Regions from separate parts of the Mus musculus genome. Here region 2 is linked to region 1. Evidence: chromatin loops called from intact Hi-C (ENCODE). Cell type or tissue: gastrocnemius. All regions are shown on one strand. Each heading gives the region's core, and the rest is flanking DNA. Links, peaks and the distances in the headings are about the cores only.

Evidence for each region. Hi-C counts contacts between places; a loop is a spot of excess contacts. Peaks named below come from ENCODE experiments on the same cell type or tissue, not always from the same donor. Only the 100,000 strongest peaks of a DNase experiment are listed, where the experiment ranks them.
Region 2: a loop joins it to region 1, with 2.4 times the contacts of the local background. A loop is called at or near these places in 2 of 42 quality-filtered maps.

The regions. Positions count from the first base shown.
Region 1 is chr4:150,960,644-150,972,234 of GRCm38, forward strand. It overlaps Gm23405 (a small nuclear RNA gene), which reads left to right and starts at 4,092; the gene lies at 4,092-4,250. Gm30120 (a long non-coding RNA gene) reads right to left here. Exons shown (of 4, transcript XR_390979.2): 2 at 10,431-10,502; 3 at 7,780-7,943; 4 at 4,944-6,986. In gastrocnemius, for the core only: CTCF peaks have their summits at 4,099 (motif pointing right), 4,725 (motif pointing left) and 6,105 (motif pointing right); DNase peaks (open chromatin) are centred at 1,781, 4,140, 4,724 and 6,108; H3K4me3 peaks cover 596 bases; H3K27ac peaks cover 343 bases.
Region 2 is chr4:151,030,954-151,042,544 of GRCm38, forward strand. It overlaps Per3 (period circadian clock 3), which reads right to left. Exons shown (of 21, transcript NM_011067.3): 4 at 10,319-10,520; 5 at 6,936-6,984; 6 at 2,904-3,043; 7 at 960-1,038. Among named protein-coding and RNA genes, the nearest start is that of Per3, 7.9 kb to the right of the region's middle. In gastrocnemius, for the core only: no CTCF peak of the experiment used is centred there; no DNase peak of the experiment used is centred there; H3K27ac peaks cover 383 bases.

The sequences.
Region 1 (11,591 bases), core at 1,526-9,525:
AACATTCCACTCCCTGTCTCCCATAGGATTGTTCAAACATACGAGTCTATGGAGGCCATACCTAAACATACCATACTAAAAAAGTACATTTAGTCCAACTTCCCAAGTCCCCATAATCTATAGTAGTATCAACAATGTTAAAATTTCAAAGTTTCTTATGAGATCTATCCAGTCACTAAATTGTAATCCCCAAAGCAAGACAGGAAACCAAACCAACTGGGCAAACTACAAACTCTGCATCTCTCTGTCTGATATTAAAGCAGTTTTCAAATCTCCAACTATTTTTTTCACCTTTGTTGTCGGCAACAAACTTCTGTCTCCTGGGCCGGTTCCACTCTGTTAACAGGTTTCCTTAGCAGATAGCTCCTGGCTCTGGCATCTCCAAAGTCTTGGGGTCTCCAAGGCAACTTCAAAGTTACAACTTCCTGTTTCAATGTCTGGGATCCACACATGATCTTCTGGGCTCCTCCAAAGGGCTGGTGTCACTTCTCCAGCTCTGCCCTCTGTAGCACTCTAAACTCAGGTTGATCCACTCCATTGCTGCTGCTGTTCTTGGTGATCATCCCATGGTACTGGCATTGAAAGATCCTGACAGAGTGTAAAAGGTCACAGAAGCCCATGCCTCCTTTTCTGAGAATCCGGCCAGCCTGACGGGTCTGGTAGAGTCTCTTCTCATCAATCCACTTGAGATGATTGTCAGTAGCTCCTCCAGGTTCTGTTTACCAAGGTTCAGAGGTCAGTCCCTCATCATCAAGGTGGGAGTAGGGCACCCATCTAGACAGGCACGATGTAGGCAGAGCTGAGAGTTCTACATCTTCATGTGAAGGCTGCTAGTGGCAGACTCCCAGGCCCTATTTTTAATGATGGTTCTCAAACGCTTTAGCCTCCCTTGTAGCCCATCTCCCACCAGAGGTAGTGGGAAAGAAAGGATATGGTGGAAGTGGACCTGTTTAGAAATGGTTCTTTGGAACAGCTCCCATCTGTGTTGTCTGGAAATCGGCAGTTCAGTTCACAGGTCAGCAGCAGCAGCTTGATCCACTCGCAAACACTTCATAGATACACCAATAGTCCAGTTTGGTAGCATTGTGTATCGGTAGTTGATTAATCTGCTCTAATCTCCCCTGCAGCGGCACACCTCACCACCTGCTCCTGGTGCTCTGGATTCTCTAATAAAACACACACACACACACACACACACACACACACACACACACACCCTTCTATTTTAATATGTCTTAAACATTGTAATGGCTGGGCCACTCCCAAACTTCCACATTGCTAATGCCTCCCCTCTGACACCCCTGAGTTATTACTAAAATCTATATTCCATCTTTGCTACCCTAGACCCAATGGTGTGTGTGTGTGTGTGTGTGTGTGTGTGTGTGTGTGTGTGTACTGGGGCCGACTTCCCTGGCTGGTACTGCCTTCTGCAGCTCTCAAGCCTGCATCTTATTCCTTTCTTGGCATGGTGACTATTCTTCCTCCCCTGTGTTCCTTGCCAGGGAACCTAAATAGTCCTGCCTCTGTCTCCCCGCCCAGCCATTAGCCGCCGGCAACTTTATTTACCAATCAAAGCCAACTGAGGGCAGGAATTCCCAGAGTTTTACAGGTAGACATTCGGGTTCCCATGTAATTTTGGGAGCTGAATTAACACAAGAAGCGTTAGAACCAATTCAAGAACAAGAGTTGGGATAGCAAGCATGAATCAGCAGCTGTGGCACTACCTAGCAGAGACAGCCAGGCCTCAGCCTTGGCACGAGTCATCAGGAGAGACCTGGAGGAAAGCCAGAAAAAGTTCTTGGCTGTGCCTCAATCAGGGAAGCAAAGATCAGGGAAGACTGGAGACCCACAAGTGTTGCACAGCTAACTCTATAAGCAAGCCTGGCTCAGCCTCTGTCACTGTCGAGTCCTGTTTACACTCCCTCCAAACATCACGTGCCCTTCACACGTCTTGCCTCAGCACAAGCACTGTCTCAGCTGACATCCTCTGCCCATCAGCTGGAGTCTGGGGAAGCAGCAAGAAACTGCAGCACACTACCAGAAGTTTTTTGGTGCATTTCTGTCTATGGAGTTCCGACAAATGCAGCTCAACTATGCAACGAAAGGTAGACCAACACCTGCGTGTTGTTAGCAAAGAATCCTTCATCACGTGTCCTTTCACATGCTTGCTTTAGTAGAACATCCTCTCTCCTGCGTCTGCTTCAGCTAAACACCATCCAACTGACTTTCCAAAGAACCCTTAGATTTCCACTTCAATTACAAATAAAGCTACTATGAACATGGTGGAGCAAGTGTCTTTGTGAGATGGCGGGGCATCTTTTGGGTATACGCCCAGGAGTGGTATAGCTGGATCTTAAAGTAGAAATATTCCAAGTTTTCTGTAAAACTGCCAAATGATTTCCGAAGTGTTTGTACAAGTTCGCACTCCATCAGCAATAGAGGAGTGTCCCCTTGGTCCACATCCTCACCAGCATGTATCACTTGAGTTTTTGATCTCAGCCATTCTGACTGGTGTAGGATGGAATCTCAGAGTTGTTTTGACTTGCATCTCCCTGCCCAGTCCCCTAAGCACAAGCATGGTATGTACTCACTGATAAGTGGAGATTAGCCATAAAGTACAGGATACCCACGCTACATTCCACAGACCCTAAGAAGCTAAACAAGAAGGAAGGCCCAGTGAGGAAGCTTGACTCTCACCTAGAAGGGGGAATAAAATAGTCATAGGAGGCAGATGGAGGGAGGGGACTGGGTGGTAGAGGGGATGGGAATGGGGGTGTTCGGGATCAAGTTTGGGGAGGGACTGGAGAGATGGTCAGATAGCCAGGAGAATGAATGGAATTCTGCAACTGACAGGGGTGGGGGCATCTCCAGGAAGAGACAGAGACCTGGGGTTATTAAGTAGGTATCCAAGAATCAATGGGGGTGGCCTTAGTTGTGGCTCACAGCATGAGGGATATAGAACTGGAAGAGGGTACCTCTTATAGCCAGGCAGGAACCTCAATGGATTGGTAGGAACACCAACCTACCCACAAAACTTTTGACCCCAAATGTATCCTGTCTACAAGAAATGCAGGGACAAAGATGGGGCAGAGACTGAAGGGAATAGCCAACCAATAACTGGCCCCAACTTCAGACCCATCCCATGAGCAAGCACCGATCCCTGACACTATTAGTGATGCTCTGTTATGCTTTCAGACAGGAGTCTAGGAAAGGCTCTCCTGAGAGGCTCCACCCAGCAGCTGACTTAGACTGATGCAGAGACCCACAGCCAAACAGTGGGTGGAGCTTGGCGACTCTTATGAAAGAAGAGGAGAAAGGATTGCAGCCTCTAAGGGAATAGGGATTGGAACTCCTCAGGAAGGCCAACAGAGTCAACTAACCCTTAGGGCTCTCAGAGACTGAACCACTAACCAAAGAGCATACATGGGCTGAACCTAGGCCTCCCCACACATAGGTAGCAGATGTTCAGCTTGGGTTATGTGGGTGGGTCCCGAACAACTGGTACGAGGGCTATCCTAAAGCTGTTGCCTGTCTGTGGGATATGTTCTTCTAGCTGGGCTGCCCTGTCTGGCCTCTGTAGGAGAAGATGTGCCTAGCCCTGCAGAAACTTGATATGCCAGGTGGGGGGATACCTAGGGAGACCCCCACCTTCCCAGAGGAGAGGGGAAGGAGGGAGAGGGAGGGGAGAAAAATTGGGAGGGGATGACAAGGATGGGGCAGTGAGCAGAATGCAAAGTGAATAAGTAATAATAATAATAATAATATAATAATAATAATAATAATAATAATAATAATAATAATAAAAATAAGGATAAGCACTGTGGAAAAGCCCTCCACAGCAACACCTAGAGTTGAGTTTGAGCTGTGCACCAGGCTCTCGCCAAGGTGCTCAGCAGTTGGGCTTCACTATCAGCCCACTAGATTTTTCTTTAAACTGTTTTTCTGTGCTTTAATTAAAAAAAAATACTGCATGCTGTATGAATTTAAGACTAAGTAATAAATAGCAGTAATCAGAATTCTTCTGGGGTGAACAGAGTTAAACACGAATCACACGCACATGTCTTTACTGTATATGTCGGGCAAGCTTATCCGTAGTCACCCAGCAGGGGGCACACCATGACCACAAGGTGGTTTCCCGGTGTGAGGCTCCTCCGCTGCCCTCGGATGTGCTGACCCCCGAGATCCCCCCCACACGTGGGAAATTAACTGCGTAATCTGTGGTAGTGGGGGCTGCGTTCCCACACCCTCCTAAAGGAGATCTCTAAAAACCGCACATAATAAAAGTTTACAGTAGAGACTGGAGGACAGTTCAGCTGTTGAGAACACTTGCTGCTTTGGCTGAGGGCGTGGGCTCTGCTCTCAGCAGTCACATGGTCTCCTTTCCGGGGCTGGAGAGGTCGCTTACTGAGTACAAGCACTTGGTGCTCTGACTGAGGGCTCGCCTTCAGTTCCCAGCATCTGTATCAGCGGTTCGCAATCTCCCTCATGCTGGGACTCTTTAGTCCCTCATGTCATGGTGACCCTCAACCATAAAATAACTTTTGTGGCTATTTCACAACTGTAATTTTGATACTGTTATGAATCGTTATGTGAATATCTGTGTTTTCTGAGAATCTTAGGCGACCCTGTGAAAGGGCTGTACAGTCACGACCCACAGGTTGAAAAGGGCTGATCTACATGGTGGCTCATAGGTCTCTAGTTCCAAGGGATCTGATGCCCTCTTGTGGCCTGCCTGGGGACTGCACAATGTGGTTCAGAGACGCATGTAGTCAAAAATACCGTAACACCACTACTAAATAATAATGATGATGTTGACGATGATGATGTTTGTTTGTTTGTTTGTTTTCGAGACAGGGTTTCTCTGTATAGACCTGGCTATCCTGGAACTCACTCTGTAGACCAGGCTGGCCTCGAACTCAGAAATCCGCCTGCCTCTGCCTCCCGAGTGCTGGGATTAAAGGCGTGCGCCGCCACTGCCCAGCTTTGATGATGATGATTTAAAAAATATATCCACTAGAACCGCAGTCGAGAGTGCATAGTGCTCTTGCAGAGGAACCAAGCACCCATGCTTGGTGGCTCACCTGTAACTCCAGCTCCAGGGATCTGACGCCCTCTTCTGGCTACTGCAGGCATCTGCATACACTTGGTATGCTTTCTACACAAATGCATACATAAATGAAAACAAGTCGTAAAACTTGAACAGTAGCAAAAGCAACAAAAAACCATATTCCAATATAAATACCAGAAGACCTTCATTCTAGGATCCCAAAGTCTCTCAAATCACAAAACCAGAAAAGCCCGGTCTTCAGTCGTGAGCACCATATTTGTTTTGGGCATATCTGTACAGAGCATCTCCGATGACAGATGACACGTGGGTAACTCTCTGTTGAGATCTGCATCTGGGCTCTTCAACACGCTGAAACAGGTCTCTGGTTGTTTGGCTGTTGAATTAAATAATTAATTAATAAGTCCCAGTGGCAGGCTCACCACCCGCCTCAATGATATATGTTCCCCAAAGAAAGACATTCCTCCCCCTCCCCCCACACAGCCTTTATATTTTGATAGGCCTTAAGTAGCTCAATAGCTGGGCCACTGCCTAACCTCCACGTGCCAATAATCTCTGTTCTCTCTTCGCTGCCCTGGACCCAGCTGGGCAATCCTCTCTGGCCACACTCTCCCGGCTCCTTCACATGGTAGCTACCCTTCTCCGTCTGTCCCAAGCCCCAGGAAATTAAAAATACCCGACCTCTGTCTGTCCTCCCCAGCTTGGCTGTTGGCATTTTTATTTAACAGTCAGATTCCATTGGGGGCAGGTTCCCAGAAGCTACTTACAGACACTACTTGCAGTTTTGGGGACCCAAATTAACATTAGAAAACAAGCAGCATTTGGCCAAACCCACCTCATTTGGCAACCTGGATCTTGCTTAAAGGTGTTCAGCTTACCGGGGTCTCTGGATCCTCCTCCGCATTTACCCCTAATGTCACTTAGCGCGATGCTCAGATGTAAATATTTGACACCCACACTCACCCACTCACTTCTGCCACCCTGCTGTTGGAACTTTTTGTCAGATGAGAAACTGGAAAGAACAAAAACTCCCTCCGCCACAAGAGGGCGGTAGACACCACCATTGTGTGGGTGGCTACCTGGGACCAGGGAGACTCCAGGATGAAGAGGTGCCAGGAGTCATTTAATTATCACCTGTCTTCTTGCAGACAAGAAGGGAAAATGATGGTCATCTTCTGGGGACTAAGGAGATCACACTGTTGGCCAGGGTCTATACCCTCAGATGTTAACTTGGTCTCAATTAGACGGAACCAGGAAGTTCCTAACCACGTGCAATCAGCCCATCAGAAGAAAACATGGTCTTGGGCAGAGAATGAAAATTAGAGACAGCAATTTAAGTAACTAAGACCATTCTAAAGCATGCATGACACGTGGCTTTGTTTGGTTTTTGAGAGATGGTCTCATGTAACCCAGGCTCATTATGTAGATCAGCCTAATTCTGAACTCCTGATCCTCCTGCCTCCACCACACAGGGTGTATGCAGTCCTGGGGATGGAACCCATCTCACGGCGGCACTCCCACGGGCTGTTTCAGATCCAAGCTCCATGTAGTTAATGTAGCCTGAAATCTCACCATGTTCCAAGAAATTGCTAGAGCCAAGCCTGCTGGTATGTGCTTATAACCCTAGCATTCCCGAGGCTAAGGCAGGAGGACTGTTCCAAGTTTGACGCCAACCTGGTCTCAGCATTGAGTTCTAAGCTAGCCCGAACTATGTGTCCAGACTGTGTCTCAAAAACCCAGGAACAATGGTTAGATGAAGACTCCGTTGGTGAGATGCTCACTGTGGAAAAATGATGGCCGGAGAACTCCAGTTCGAGCCCAGAGCCAACGTCAAGAGGCTGGGTGACCTACTGCGCAGACGCAATTCTAGCACGGGGAGATGGAGAGCAGTTGGCTCCATGGCGCTTGACGGCCAGCCAGCCTAGCCAGAAAGAGAATTCATCTCAAGGAATCAACGTGGAGGGCAGAACGACACTCAAGTTTGTCCTCTGTCCTCCACAGGCACCTCTACATACACATATACATGTAAACACATACACATAAACACACACACACACACACACACACACACACACACACACACATACACACACGATTTCTAGGAAGAGATTCCTGCTAGGAAAAAAATGATCAAGCTGTTTGGTTGGAGCTTGGAGTCCACTGCTCACCCCTGCGTGGCCTGGGGAGCCCCGTCTAATCTCCGCCCAAACCCTCGCACACTGAAAAACTCTGAACAAAAGAAGGGCCCCAAAGGCGGGTGTGGTGGCGCACGCCTTTAGTCCCAGCACTTGGGAGGCAGAGGCAGGTGAATTTCTGAGTTCGAGGCCAACCTGGTCTCCAGAGTGAGTTCCAGGACAGCCAGGGCTGCACAGAGAAACCCTGTCTCGGATACCCCCCCCCAAAAGGCCCCCAAATCTCAGTTCCGCATTTCCAGCAGCTGATGCAATCTGCCAGCCCACCCGTGTAAGCGATCAGCTTTTGACTATATTTGGGCACAGTTCCGGCTCCTGGCTGATACATCATCGCCCGAGATCTATAAACCCCCTGGCCTTAGCCTGGGCTCGTGGTTTCCCTGGCTCTGTTCTCTGGGACCTGCGAACCCACCCAGGAGCTGCGCCCAATAAACGTGCACCTATTTACTTTTACGGTGATCTGATCTGGCCTATCGCGCTGGTGAAAACCTATTACAATCTTCTAGGAAAAGCATAATTTACCAAAACAGACTGAAGAAAGGAAATGCATAAATAAAACTGCCGTTGAGAAAGCTGAGGAAGAAGTTACAATTCCTGCCATGTTAGTCCAGAGGCCCAGGTAGTCCTTGACAGCCATGGGTGCAGTTATTCCAATATGTTCCAACTTCCGTGGGGTACAGGCAGGCCTGGAAAGTAGAGGGAGCAGTCTACTTACTGCCATGTTAATCTAATTGCTTCTGAAATTATTTTTTTTTTAAAGTTTTATTTTATGCGTCTCTTTGCGTGTGTACACATGCACCCGTGTGCTGGTGCCCATGCAGGCCAGAAGAGGGCATCAGATCCCCCCACCCCACCCCGGAGCTAGAGTATCAGGCAGTGGATGTGTTGCTGTGTGGATGCTGGGAGCCAAACCCTGGTCCTCTACAAGAGCAGCCAGTGCTTTTCAACTGCAGAGCCACCTCTCCAGTCCCTCAGATCTGAAATTCTTAAGCAAACTAGTGATTTTTGCAAATGAAACAGATTGGACAATACAAACTCTTGTCTCTCCTTTGCAAGAGCTGTTTCCCAGTTTTAACCGTGTCAGATGGTGGTTACCTTTGAATTAACGATGATTGACCAGTTAGTGATTGTAACAGGCATTGCATCCCTGAAGCCTTCACTTTCTGATACGGTCTATCCTGAGCTTCCTGCCCTGTGGTCAACTCTGACTCACTTCTTCCCTGTCACTTCTAAGGGATAGAAAGGGGCGAGGCTCACTGCCCACACACAGTCAACACAGGGCTGGGGATGACACATAGCTCATTGCCTTTGTGCTGGCCTCACCTGTGCGAAGATCAGCACTGCATTAGAATCAGGTGTGGTGGAGAACTGGGAGCCCTGCGCTTGGAGGAGAAGCTCAGGGTGACTCCTCGGCTACCCAGTAAGTTAGAGGCCAGCCTGGGCTACCGAGAACCTGAGTTTGATCCCCAGGACCCACACAGGAGGAGGGAACTAACTCCTGCAAATTGTCCCTTGGCCTCCACATTTGTACCATGACATTCATGTGCACATGCTCACACACATGAACACACACACACACAAACACAAAAGCAGTGTAGTTAAAAAAAAATCTTGTCTTAAAACAAGAACATTGTCACTGTAGGCCTGATTTAAACACATTTCTCTACATGCAAACCTGCCAGAGGTGTGTGTGTTAGCATCTGATCAGTCATCACAACATCTAAGGTGTGCAGGCAACAGTGAGCCTCGCCCAGCTGATCTACACAGTCAGTTCCAGGGTGGGCCAGGCCTGCACAGTGACACTGTCTTGACACAGCAAAGGGTCATTCAAAGGGCTCCATGGGTACCTGTCACCCAGCGAGACATCCGTGGGTACCTGGGTACTTGACAAGCTGAGTCAGGTCCCCCGGAACCCACAACTCCTGCAAGCTGTCCCCTGAAATCCATATGCACACTGTGGTATTCACCCCGCCCCCCCCCCAACACACACACGCTAAAATTAATTAAAATGTCGTTTAAATGTTTTGATAGGAACAACAAACATTTAGAAACCTTGGTCTTTCTAAATCAAGCACAACACAATGATATGAATGGGAAAAAAATCCCATTAAAAATAGCAGCTTAGGAAGGTGGTGAGATGGCTCAGTTGTTAGGAGCACTGGTTGCTCTTGCAGAGGAGCTGGGCTCACAGCACACTTGACTCCAGATCCAAGGGGATCCGACACCCTCTTCTGGCCTCCACAGCCTCCTCATACACACGTGGTGTACATAAACTCAAGCAGTCTCACAAACATACACATAAAGTAAAAGTAAATGAGTAAAAACTTATGTAGAGGGGTTGGAGAGATGGCTCAGTGGTTAAGAGCACAGGCTGCTCTTCCAGAGGTCCTGAGTTCAATTCCCAGCAACCACATGGTGGCTCACAACCATCTGTAATGGGATCCGATGCCCTCTTCTGGTGTGTCTGAAGACAGCTACAGTGCACTCATATACATTAAATACATCTTTAAAAAAAGAGAGAGAAGACGGGCGTGGTGTCGCACACCTTTAATCCCAGCACTTGGAAGGCAGAGGTAGGCAGATTTCTTAGTTCGAGGCCAGCCTGGTCTACAAAGTGAGTTCCAGGACAGCCGGGGCTATACAGAGAAACCCTGTCTTGACCCACCCCCCCCCCCAAAAAAAAAGAGAGAAAGAGAGATTCTGAAAAGCAGTTCAGAGTTCAGACCTTCAACAGATGATCCCCTGCTGTTGAGAAGCCTAAATTCATCCTGCAGTGTCTCAATCAATCAATCAATCAATCAATCAATTGTCAAGCATACCCTGGAGCACCAACACTATTTCTCAGTGACCTTGATCATTTTTCCTGTGATCTCTGAGTGTGCTACAGACTTAGCTCCTGTTTTTATCTTGTCTACATGATTATCCTTGTAGACGACTGCACAGAAAGACCTGGCTCTGCAAGAGAGCATGTTCCATCTAAGCATGGTGGTACACACCTATAATCTCAGCATTCAGGAGGTTAAGTCGGGAAGGTTGGGAGTGTGGGGCCAACCTGGGCTACACAGCAAGAACCTGTCTCTTTTGTTATTTTGTTGTTGTTGTTTAAGTAGGAGACAGGGTTGAAATGATGGCTTAGAAAATAAGAGCATTTGTTGCTCCTGAAGAGGACTCACCGAGAGCAGCTTACAGTGACTGTAATTCCAGCTCCAGGAGACTCGGCATCCTTTTCTGTTCTGGGTGGGCACCTGCACACACATGACATTGGATGAAAATAAATAAATAAAAAGGAAAAAAAAATAAAAGGACATGCCCGTTCCTACGTATGGTGGAGGGAAAATTTATTATAGACACCTGGGAGAGCATAGCCAGAGGCAGACACATCTGGGAGAGTCTAGAGGAGTGGTCTTGACCCTGAAGCACGTGGGGGGGGGCAGGGAGAGAGGAGAGCCAAGTACAGAGCCAGAAGCCAAAGGTGCAAAAGAGGCAGAGAGGGTAGGTAACTAAAATGTCTGGATTATATAGGGAACAGCCTCTGGGGGTTGTGGGCGGGACCATCCCTGGGCTGGTAGTCTTAGGTTTTATAAGAGAGCAGGTTGAGCAAGCCAGGGGAAGCAAGCCAGTAAGGAACATCCCTCCATGGCCTCTGCATCAGCTCCTGCTTCCTGACCTGCTTGAGTTCCAGTCCTGACTTCCTTTGGTGATAAAGAGCAGTGTGCAAAGTATAAGCTGAATAAGCCCTTTCCTCCCCAACTGCTTCTTGGTCATGATGTTTGTGCAGGAATAGAAACCCTGACTAAGACAAATTGGTACCAGAAGTGGGGTATTCCTGTGACAACCTGACCATCTTTTGGGGAGGATTGTGGAAGGACTTTGGAACTTTGGGCTAGCAGGTCCATTCAGTGTTAAGAGCTCTGTGGGATGTTGTGTAGGAGCTTGGAAGATAATGTTTCCAACAGTGCAGAAGATGGAGGCCTGGCTTGTGAAGTTTCAAAGGGAAGATTAAAGACTCTTTTCAGGACCATTGCTATTTTGATTGTGAAGATTCAGTGGTTCTGGTTAGCTGGGGCTGAAGAATCAGCTGTGATTAACAAGATACCAGAACTAGTAAAGTGAAACCTTTGCATTACTGGGACTATTGATGCTGGTTAGCTGGAGCTAAGAAATTAGCTGTGATTAAAAAGAGACCAGCATCATTGAGGTGACATCTTCTGGGAAATGTTTTCTGAAAGCACAAAGAGGCTGTGTTCCAGAGATAGCCAAGGTTTTAATTCGTGCTGCAGCAGGACTTGGTAATGTGAAAGAGTCACCCAGGTGGTACTGGTTTTGAAGGCACG
Region 2 (11,591 bases), core at 1,875-9,874, 71 kb after region 1:
GCCTTGAAAAAGGCAATGTGAGTTCAAAACCAGAAAAATCCTTTAAACAAAGCTCTCCTCCTCTTTCTCCTCCTTTTTTAAAAAGTATGCTCTCTTCTTTTTTTTTTTTTTCCTTTTTGGTCTAATTACAATAGTTAGCATGAATTGATTTGAACAACATCCGTCAAATGGAAATACCACTAAAGTAAACGCTAAGAGATTTGAGTCTTAGTCAGGCATGGTGGCATATGCCTTTAATCCTGGCACTTGGGAGGCAGGGGCAGGTGGATCTCTGAGTTGGAGGTCAGCCTGGTCTGCAGAGTGAGTTCCAGGGCAGTCAGGATTGCACAGACAAACCAGCTCAAAACCACCCCGCCTCAAAAGAGAGAGAGAGACAGACAGACAGACAGACAGACACAGAGACTGAGTCTTGGTTCTAAGCAGAATACAGTCAGATGGTTTTGGTGAACTGGTCCTTGGCTTATATAAAAATAAGAATACTAACTCTTGTGCCACCTATGGCTCAAGTAAGCTATCATGTAAATAACTTTAAAAATACAACACACGAGGTGTTTACACTAAAATCCAACCAACTGGCACAGTGAGAAGGCTTAACAGTTACCTGTTAAGTACTTGCCGCCACGCCTGCTGCCGTGAACTGGATCTGAGACCCAATGCCAGAAAGGTGCCCCTGACCTCCATGTGTGCATGGCAAACACACACACACACACACACACACACACACACACACACACACACACACACACAAACAAACGAACCCATAAACGTAACTTGAAATATACTTAAGAGGACTCAATCTAAGCTGGACTGTAACCAGCCGGAGCCATGCAGGCAACCTCATAGTCTGTCACAGGGTACACGACAGCACATAACACACACATAGCTCAGACCTCTAGTAAGTTAAGTACCTTGGTTTGTCTTCAGAAACAAATCTCTTTTAGACCCAATAAAGTATTTACCTTTCATCTACTTCAAGAAACACACATCCTGGAGTGTGTGTTGTGGTAAAAATTCTTTTATCTACAGGGATTCGAGGAGCTATTAAAAAAGGAGAAAAACTGATTAAGGCTCAAACATCCAATTAACCATCTACCCAACTAGCTACTGAACATACAAGGAGGGAAAAAACCCCATATGAAATGGCAGAAATCTAACTCAGAGGACTGACTGGTCTGGGGTCAAAGCTACAACACAATTAGATATTCCATTCCTAATGTGATTTAAATGAGGTCAACCTACATGGCTACACTCTGGTTACTTTTACATACAGAAAGACTGCTGCACCTTAAACAGGTGGTTTCTTCATCCTTACTGCTCCCAGTCAGAGCTGGAGCTAGGGAAGCTCTGGACACGCATACTCTGGACACGCACGCACACGCGATGGTGGCCAGCTCTCCAAGTGGCTCAGAAGCAGTGTTACATGATAAAACTGGTATCTCTAAGCCAGCAAGCTCTGCTCTAAACATGCACGGAAACATGGCTTACCTCAGTCACTTGCGCATGCTTTCAGCTGCAAGACACTTAAGTGAATACATCAAAGCCCCACTGCTTGGAGGTAACCAGGATCACACAGCATGCACACACTTCGACTGCTGCAGCTACAGTGCTTCATCCCAGGCCACAGTTACAGTACTGTTGGGGGTTTTTCTTATCGTTTAACACAGTGGTTCTCAACCTTCATAATGCTGAGACCCGTAAATACAGTTCCTCATGTTGTGATGACCCCAACCATACAGTTATTTCCATTGCTACTTCATAACTAATTTTGCTACTGTTATGAACTGTATGTAAATATCTGACATGCAGGATGTCTGACAAGCAACCCCTATGAAAATGTAGTTCAACTCTCAGAGGGGTCATGACCCACAGGTTGAGAACCACTGGTTTGGTATGTAAATCTATAGTTTTTATTATTCCCTTAAAAATACATTTATGTGCATAGGTGTTTGTCCTTCACATATAGGAGGAGGCCAAACAGGTTATGAGCTACCTTAGACTATAGTTACAGACCGCTGTGAGCTACCATGTGTGTGCTGAGAACTGAACCCATGTCCACTGAAGTGCAGTCAGTGTTCTCAACTGCTGAGCTATTTTAGCCCCTTGTCCTTTTTTTTTTTTTTAAATATAATTAATCTTTTTTGATCACTGTGCCCCTGAACTAATTCTCACCATGGTCCTACGTTTTTATGGGGGCTTTTGAACAGGGTGGTAATTTGTAGAAAAGCACATATCATGTCTTATAAGAACCAACTATGATTTTAAGTATTAAGATGGAAGCTGCTGCTATTTATAAGTTTAGAAATGTATTTCTGTTTACTGAATATATATACTGAAATTTCTGGAAGTTTCCAAACACTTCTATAATATAATGTCTTGCCCCCTCCACCAACTGCCCAGGATCAACCCCAGGGCCTTGCGGTTACACAGCCAGACAAGCATTCTACCACTGTGGTATACCTCCAGCTGTCGGTGAGACAGGTATTCCAGGCTATCTTTGAACTTGATATGTTGCCCAGGGCACACATGCCTCAGTCCCTAGAACATGTGCTTCCGGCAAACTCAACCATTCTTGTGGCCTTTTCATGTAATGATTTTAGTGCTATTGTTTCATACATGACAGATATAAAAGGCCATAGAACAGGTCACCAACAGAGATGGGAATAAAGTACTGCGTGTCTATCTGAGTGTGAGGATCTCCACAGCCCGGGAGGCCACACCGGCAGGGATAACTGCACAGAAGACAAGGTTAGCACACACCAGCTACATGCTTCCCGAGCCTATGACCCAGACTGGAAACGGAAGCAGTCTTCTGTCCTAGACCTACAGACGCTGCTATCTCCACACTGCTGTTAAACACCGGCATTCTGCATCTTACAGAGAGCAGGGCGTACTTCCTGACTTACCTTCGTAACCAGAGTGAATCTTTTCAACCAGTGTTAGACAGCAAGGCTCTGGTTCTGGCTGGGCAGAGCTATGTACATGAACCAAATAGGGGAGGATCCGGAATGGGGAGTAATGCCTCTTCTCTCTGTCTCCACCTCCACTGAAGAGAGCAAAGGTGATTAGTGTGTGTCCGGGTGCACTCAGCCCACTGCAGACAGGCTGCTGAATGCTCCACAGTAACTCCCAAGACAGAAAGACCCCAATCTAAAACGTTTAGAGGTGTCTGTTTTCCTAAAGGGAAGTAGCTGGAAATCTCAGTCTCCCCTGGGCAGGTACACACCCACCCTCTCTTCACTGTGTAAGAAGTTTCAGGAGAGCTGTTTATATCACTGTTGATCACCCCACAACTGGCTCATGGCTGTGCCCCAAACTCCCATCTTTTACTCTTCTTCCGTGAAGCACACCAAGCACTACTAAATAGAAAATGGGGTCCCGTGTGGTCACATGACTCTAAGGTACCCCTCTTCCCCCTTTGAAAGAATGGACAGTCAAAGCTTCTTCAGTTACTTCCTTGGCTGCTGCAAGCACTGTCCTGCAAAATGCCTGGCTGGGAAAAGGGGGCGTTAGGACTCAGCTGCCCAACCTAACCTCTGGAACAGAGCCTGGTCCCTTCTCAGTTCTCACCAATGACAGCTCTGAGGACGAGCAAAAACGGTGTCTACTCTGTTGCTAGGGGGACATGCCACCATCCTGCAGAGTCTTCATGTTCAAATGTGAGCCCCTTTCCTCTTTATTTGCAACCAAGCCTCTCTCCTAAAGTAATCTACATTAGTAACCCCTACTCCCAAGGCCAGCAGAACTCCAGAGCCATCCACTGTGTGGCAGCTCCCTCACCTCTATGGGCCTGCTTCCTACTTCAGTCATTTGAATGAGGGCCTTCCTCTAACCAGACAAGAGTTCATGCTTTTATCTGTCCAGCTTCCCTCCAACTGCTGTAAGGACTCCTTCAGGCCAAGGGTTCTAAGCCATTTATAGACATTTGCCCCAGATATTAACTGCTGACCTGTACCTCTAAGTAGAACAGGTTCTCACACAGTCTCAGTGTAGACCTCAGATTAGCCCAGACACAGCTAAGCACCTTTCCAAGAAGGTGCTTTTGCTCTGTGCTCCTGGGCCTCAATTATCTGCACCCAAGATTCCTACTGCCATCTCTTACTCCCTGTGTATCATGCCCCAGTTCTAACCCATTAATAAATCCTGGAGAAGCATCCAAATAGTTCTCTTCCACCACCTCATCAGCCTGGTCTTACAACCCAAGCCGGTCGGTGCTCTCTCTGGCTGTGGGTCTTTCAAAGCATGTCTCTCTACATAGCATCCCACAGTCCTTTCCAATGCAAAGTATGCCTTCCTAATAAATGAACCCCTATTTCTGTCCGCTGGAAAGTCCTGCAAACACTGGCGGCCCTGCAATGAGGACTGTCCCCTTGCCTAGACTGGGTCTCAGAGGCAGTGCTGTTTCCCTTTCCCTGGAACAGGGGACTCCTGGAGAAGTGACAACTTTTGAGTCTGGGGTAACAAAGTCTCTGTTCAGTCCGGGATGCCTCATGACTAGAGCAGAGGAGGCTGCCAAGGATCATGTGGGTACTGTTACAGGGGCAGCGCGGCCACCTACTGCTCAAAGGTGAGCAACTTCATCATGATAAAAGTGAACGGTAACTCCGTCTTTTAGAAGCACACTCTAAAGCACTAATGGAGGGGATGTTTGAGGTCTGGGATGAGGAAGCAGATGGGGAAGAACTGGAGGAGGTGCAGGTGGCACCGGGTTGGCCAATCAGAACACATGGGTTTGCAGTATTATTTTCTCTGCTTTTGTTAGGTTAACAAGTCCTAAGGAAAAGGGTTAGAGATAATCAATCTCAACAAAACACTTGTTTCTGAAAGTGACGTTCCCTGTGGTTTGGTCCCTGCTTTCTCATCTGCCCTCTTCCTCCTTCCCCTTTGACAGTCAGGGTCCACCCCAGTGCATCTCTGCTCCTACCACATGGAACACACTTCCTCAGGGACTTCCTTACACTTGCCTGCCTTACCCTACCTTCCTCAGGTCTCTGGCAGTAGCTGGGATCCCTCAAAGAGGGCTTCTTTCATCACTATCACAGTGTGGATGTGCTAGCTTCGGGTGCCATGTAGTACTGAGAGCAAAGCAAGGCTCCTGGGAGGTCATGGGAGCACTATGTGGGAGCACTACTCTCAGGAAGGCAGTAATGCAGTTTCTGTCGAGTGGGTTTGCCCTGGTGAGAGCTGGCTGCTGTGGTGTCTGGCTCCCTCTGCCTTTTTGACCATGCCTGTTTGACTTTTGTCATGAGGCCATTACCAGATGCCTGCAGACTCTGGCTTTATGTTCTCCAACTGTGAACTCTCCAACTGTGAGCCAAAATGAGTAACTTTTCCCTTACAACCCACCCACTCTTAGATACTCTGTTACAACAATAGAAAACAGACAAAATGACTCTGCATAAAATAGCAGTTTTTCCCTTGTCCAGAATTTTTTGTCAGTGGGCACACTTACATTTATGTATTATTGGTTTCCTGCTTCCAAAATTTAAGTACAAGATATAGCGGGACTTTCCGGACCCAGCAGCGGTATAAATAATGACATGAGACTTCTACACAGTTTAACTTAAGCCTTTTGCTTGAACAATCTCCCATCTAACTTGACTATCTTACACATAACCCGCCACATGGCTAGCTTTATACCTTTCTCTGCTTTATTCTGGTCCATTTGCTCCATGTCCTCTCTGAACACCCCCAGTCCTACCTCTCCCCACTTCTGTTTTCTTCTCACAGTGACGGCCCCCTCTTTACTTCCTGCACCACTATTGGTCAGCAGCTCTTTACTACAACCAATCAGCAGCGAGACAATATCTGATAGGACTCTAGATTGCCTCTCGGCATAGGAGGCTGTCTGACCTTCACATACATAAGCAGGTATGGAAGGACAGCGGTTTACAACTATAAGGTCACCGATGCGCCAAAGAAATGACAGTACCAATATCCTGCCAGCACTTAGCTCTCAATACAGAGACACACCTTTCACACAATGTAAAAAAATGTTATCCCAACACCCGGGGAGAAAACTATTGCTTTGATTGAGTAGGACCTGACAGTATTCACTGTAACAATGCACATGTCACTCACTGCCTTTCAGGAGTGTTCAGTAGACGGGCAGGCCCCTCCCACCTGGTGACTGTTGTTGCTGTTAGGTGATTCCCTCCTCCCTATGCATACAAATACTGTTAGCTCAATTTTATGGCCTCTCTGGTTATCTGCATTATAAACATTTTTCCTCCTGTAACCATCTGGAGTAGTTACTACCTTCAATACTGATATTAAATAACTGTGACACTGTAAAATGTTTTTTCTTGCCGGGAATGGTGGCACACACCTTTAATTCCAGCCCCGGGGAGGCAGAGGCAGAGGCAGAGGCAGGCGGATCTCTGTTTGAGGCCAGGCTGATCATCTACAGAGTGAGTCCCAGGACTACACAGAGAGAACGACTCTCAAAAACAAACAAACAAACAAACAAACAAAACAAACAAAGTTTTCCGTATGAAAACAACACCGCAGTAGAGAAGTGGGTGACAACTGCCTACAAGAAATCAATTCCTGTTAAAGTGTGGTCAGTTTTCTTCTAGATCACTTTTTTTTTAAGCCCTACTATTAAAAATTCTAAAAACTGAGAAGTAAGCATGAGGAAATCTTATAAATTAATTTAAATGTGACTGAACTGAAAAGCAAAAAGCAAGCAAACAAAACAGGGCCTGAAGTACGCTTGCTGTAGTTTACTTCAAACCATGGGCTCTGATGGCATAGGGCCGGCGATTATCTTTCAGTGTTTTTATTTTTTGTCTAAATTCACAAATTCACATAGCAACACTCAAGAGGTTTTGTTGTTGTATCTAAAACAGAATCTAGCTGAATACAAAGGAACCACCGTAAAGGTTGAATAGAAATTAGAGACTGAGCCACATTTTGAGCCTCTGTGGTTTACTTACCAGATTCTGCAGAAAAAGGGTTTCGCTGGTGCACATTCATACTGCGAGGCTAGAAAGAGAGAGAGGTGACGATCGCCCTGTCCCTCCTGGGGTGGCTCCCCAGTGACGCAGTCCTGACCCTCAAGTGCTCCCGGGAGAGTCCGACTGGACTTTCCTTCATGTGCCCACACCTGTCCCTCACAGCAAGCACATGTGCTATTTCTAACGTCACTGTGATGACCTGACGGCACTACTTTGGGGCCTGCAGTCTGGCCCACTGTAATAGCTGGGGAAATCTGGAGTATTTTCAGATCCCAGTTCTCTGACGTGTAAATGTGATTGTTTTCCTCCACTTTAGGTCTAACCTTGGGGAATTTTTCCTACAATTTTTTTTTTTACAATTTTTCCATGTATGATCCTCTATGACTCTCAGGTACTGCTGATGTCATCTCTAGAGGGCTAGGCCAATCCTCTGCGGCCTCATGTTTTCTCTCCCTCAGGCCACTCAGGCCAGCGGTTCTCACCGGCCTTTCTTAAATACATAGTGACAGCCCACCGGCCTTTCTTAAATACATAGTGACAGCCCAAAGGTAAACGTTGGTTTTTTTTTTTTTGTTTTTTTGTTTTTGTTTTGTTTTTGTTTTGTTTTTTGGAGACAAGGTTTCTGTGTTGCCCTGGCTGTCCTGGAACTCACTCTGTAGACCAGGCTGGCCTCGAACTCAAAAATCCACCTGCCTCTGCCTCCCAAGTGCTGGGATTAAAGGTGTCACCACTGCCCAGCAAGGTAAATGTATTTTAGAGTCAAATGAGGAACCTTTTGCCCAAACGTTTCAGTAAAAAGACCTAAGCTACTGAACTATGGGAAACTGTTAAAATACATACATCTTTATGAACATAACCAGTGAGAATCCCAGGATCCAAAATACTGCACAGGGCTATGTCCCTGCACTTCTAAGGGTCATCTGAAGAATCAGAAAACTGCCTCTTGCTCACACCACTTACACATTACATCAGGCTTCCATGTTCACCACAAGCCACTGCAGAACCATGAGCTGGACTCTGTGAGCTCAGGGGACACAAGCTCAGAAGGTGCTCAACAAGCTGAGAATGTGTGAGTTCTTGCTTGTGGAAATGAGTTCTTAAGAAGCATCAGGCCAGGCGTGGTGGCACACACCTTTAATCCCAGCACTCGGGAGGCAGAGGCAGGCGGATTTCTGAGTTCGAGGCCAGCCTGGTCTACAGAGTGAGTTCCAGGACAGCCAGGGCTACACAGAGAAGCCCTGTCTTGAAAAAAACAAAACAAAACAAAGAAGCCTCAGATCCTCCCGCGAGGTCTATATAACTGACACTGACGGAAGCGTGTTCTAAGACATGAGCAAACGGACTGCGGAGTAAATAGCACCCTGTGTCCCCTTCCTCACAGGGAGAGCCTGAGGCAGGTGAGTGCCGGTTACAGCTACAACGGGCCTGGAGCTTATTAACTGCTCTCGGTTGAAGCTTGAACCTGAGATGGACACAGCGGAAGCACAGTATCCGAGGTAAACTGATGTATACTGTGTCTGCATGGCAGGAGTGATCATTTCAGCGTATGTTAAAGTTTTAGATGGAATGAAGATATCATAGCAACGACTAACCAGCAGAGAGCAGAAAGGATGAAGGTGCAAGCACTGTTAAAGAAAAAACAAAACAAAACAAAACCCAAAAAGAGACGGCAAGCACATCTAGCATCCTAGCACCTAGAACAGTTCCTGGCCCCACGTTATCATGGAGTGTTTTTAGAATGGGTGATTAATGAAATGAGAAAGCCAAACACAGACAACTGAAGGTTGAGAATGGGCATTCAGGAAAGGAAGGTAAGCAATACTAGGATTTCTTAGGATGGGAAAGGAGAGAGAGAATACAGTTAGACAAAAGGAGACTGGGTTGAGTATTAAATTGTAAAAACCAGGAAAGTAGCGGCTGAGAGATGACAACGCAACGGTCTGTTTCTCATTCTCCCATTCCTCGAATCCCTGGACTTAAGCATGACAGGAGATGGTAAATCTTGTGCTACACTTTTTGGGGGGTTTTCACTATGTGGATGACAATGGCCTTCAGGTCCCATCCCGCCTCATCCTCCAGCGTGCGGGGATGAGCTGCTGTGCTCACCTCTCTCTAACAGAATAAACGGAATAGCTTTAAAAAAGTAAGTACAGGAGAGCTAGGGAGAAGCCGTAATGATAAAGACGCTGGTAAATGGTTCTTCTAAAGGGCCCAGATTCAATCCCCTGCACGTACATGTTAACAACCATCTATAACTCTAGTTCTAGGGGGAATCTAATCCCCTCTTATGGCTTCCATGGGCCCTGAAACCCATGTGGTGCACAGACATTTAAGCAGGCAAAACACCCATACATATATAAAAAAATCTTTTAAAGCAGATGAAGTGATGCTGGGGATATAGTTCAGTCCGCAGAATGCTTGCCTAGCCTCATGAAACCCTAGGCTCAATCTCCAGCACTGCTAACGATGGTTTGGTGGTATCTGCCTGTAATCTCATCACTCGGGGAGTAGAGGTAGGAAGATCAGAGTTTAAGGCATATTGGCTGTAAGGCAAGGTTGAGGATAGCCTGGGCTACAACAAACAGACAACAGAGAAAAGAGACTGAAATATAAGAAAAGGCCGATGCACGTGGTATATACTGAGCTCTTTAAGAGATGATTCACAAACAATGTAAGGAGCAACGAGCGACTTTAAAAAGAAAATCACACGGACAGAATGTCACAGAGAAAACTGTGGCCAGGCAGATCTGTTCAAGTAAACCAACAATTCTCAAGGCAACCAAGTTACTGGATCCATGAACTTTCAGGGGCCAGAAAAAGGGAATCCGAGCTCTCAGAATCTTACCTATAAAGTCACATCTATTAGACAAAGACATCATGGAGTCAACACAAGAAGAAAGTATGTCTTTCTAATTCAGAGGGAAGAGATCCTGTACCAACCAAAGCTATTTTTCATACAGAGTATGTGAAATCTCACTAAGTAAAAAGAAATGCATTGGTCTGTTAGTTATTAAATGATAAAAATACTATTTTGCTGTGCTTTTTTAAAAAAGAAGAAGAAAGCCTATAGCTGTGGTACGTGTCTTGAAATCCACACTCAGGCAGAGATGGGCACATCGCAGAGTTTGAGGCCAGCCTGGTCTACAATGCAAGTTCCAGGACAGCCTTGGCTACACAGAAAACCTTATCTCAAAAAACAAACCAACACCAAAGAAATAAAATAAATAACTACATAAACTAAATAAATAAATAAGGGAAATGACATGGATTATATGTTGAAAGTAACATGTTAACGTCTGTTCTATTTCCGAGAGAACAACCCGATCTTAGTGCAAGCCACTCAAGCAACATTGGTCTCATACCTCTTTGGGTCCAGTTGTTCCAGAAAGGAAGCTGAGTTGGAGCAGTGTGCGCGTAGAACGCCCTCACGTCTTGAGGGGCAAGCAGGTCGACAAAGTGCACGCTCTTGAGGAAACCCCTCTTAGAATTCAGGATCAAAGCAGCCTGCTCAGAAATGTGCACTAACCTTCCAGACAGAAACGAAAACACGGCCGCGAAGGTATCCTGCAGGAAATATTTAAAACAGACACGGAAGAACTCACAGACAACGCCTCTGCAAAGTCAGGTTCTTCAGGATTTCTATCACGACACATACACCCAACACGCACACACTTGTAAAGATAAAAAGCTTCCTAGTTTTCTCCAGCATGCTCCTTAACAACTACTATAAAAAGCCTACCATGCTTCCTAAAAGTCTAATCTCTATGCCAGAAAGCCCACACCAGCTTCCATGCAGACTAAATATATACAGAGTGCACACACTTTTCTGCAAACTGCGCTCCCCACCAGGAGGGACTGTCTTCTTGTCAGCAGACTCTGCGCTTAAAGCCCAAGCTCAAGCACTCCTCCTCCACAAAGCTGCCCCTGACAGACCCCATTACATAAGAATTGCATCTCAGACCTGTTTTATTAGCCACTAAGTTCATTTGTAACCAGCCATTGTGCTTCCTAGCACGGACTTGTTTCCCTGTCTAGACGGACTGCGAAGATTTTAGAGGGCGAATGTTTTCTTAAAACTTGCTCTTTAAACACCTACCACATCACTGTGCATGTTAGCAGAACAGGCTCTATTATGTAACACTACACAACTCCTGTTGTAGAACTATAAAAAATCATTAAGTTATGATGATGTTGGAGTCTAAATACCAAATGAAGGGAATCTCCACCATCAACACACTATGAGGCTTAATTACTCTGTCAACAAGAAGAGATTAAAAATATAAATATACCACTAAATTTCTCTTCTAAAATGTCACTACAGAAATGACATCTCAACTCACCTGTACTACAAAGTCCAGTGGTTACAACTTGAGGAAGTAGGTATTGGAACTAAGAATGATATAAATAGAAAGTAACAATTTGGAGATTAGAATACGATGCAGGAAATTACTCTGCCACGTTTTGCTTGTTGCTTTTTTTTTTTTTTTTTTTTTCTTTTTCTGTGAGAGAACAGGGGATGCTGAGGGGGAGGGCATTACCTGCTGGCTAAGCACAGGAAACTATGATACAGCACAAGGGGCCAGGGGTCGCGTCTACCTTCAGACAGGATCTCTGGTATGGGCAGGAGACCTCATA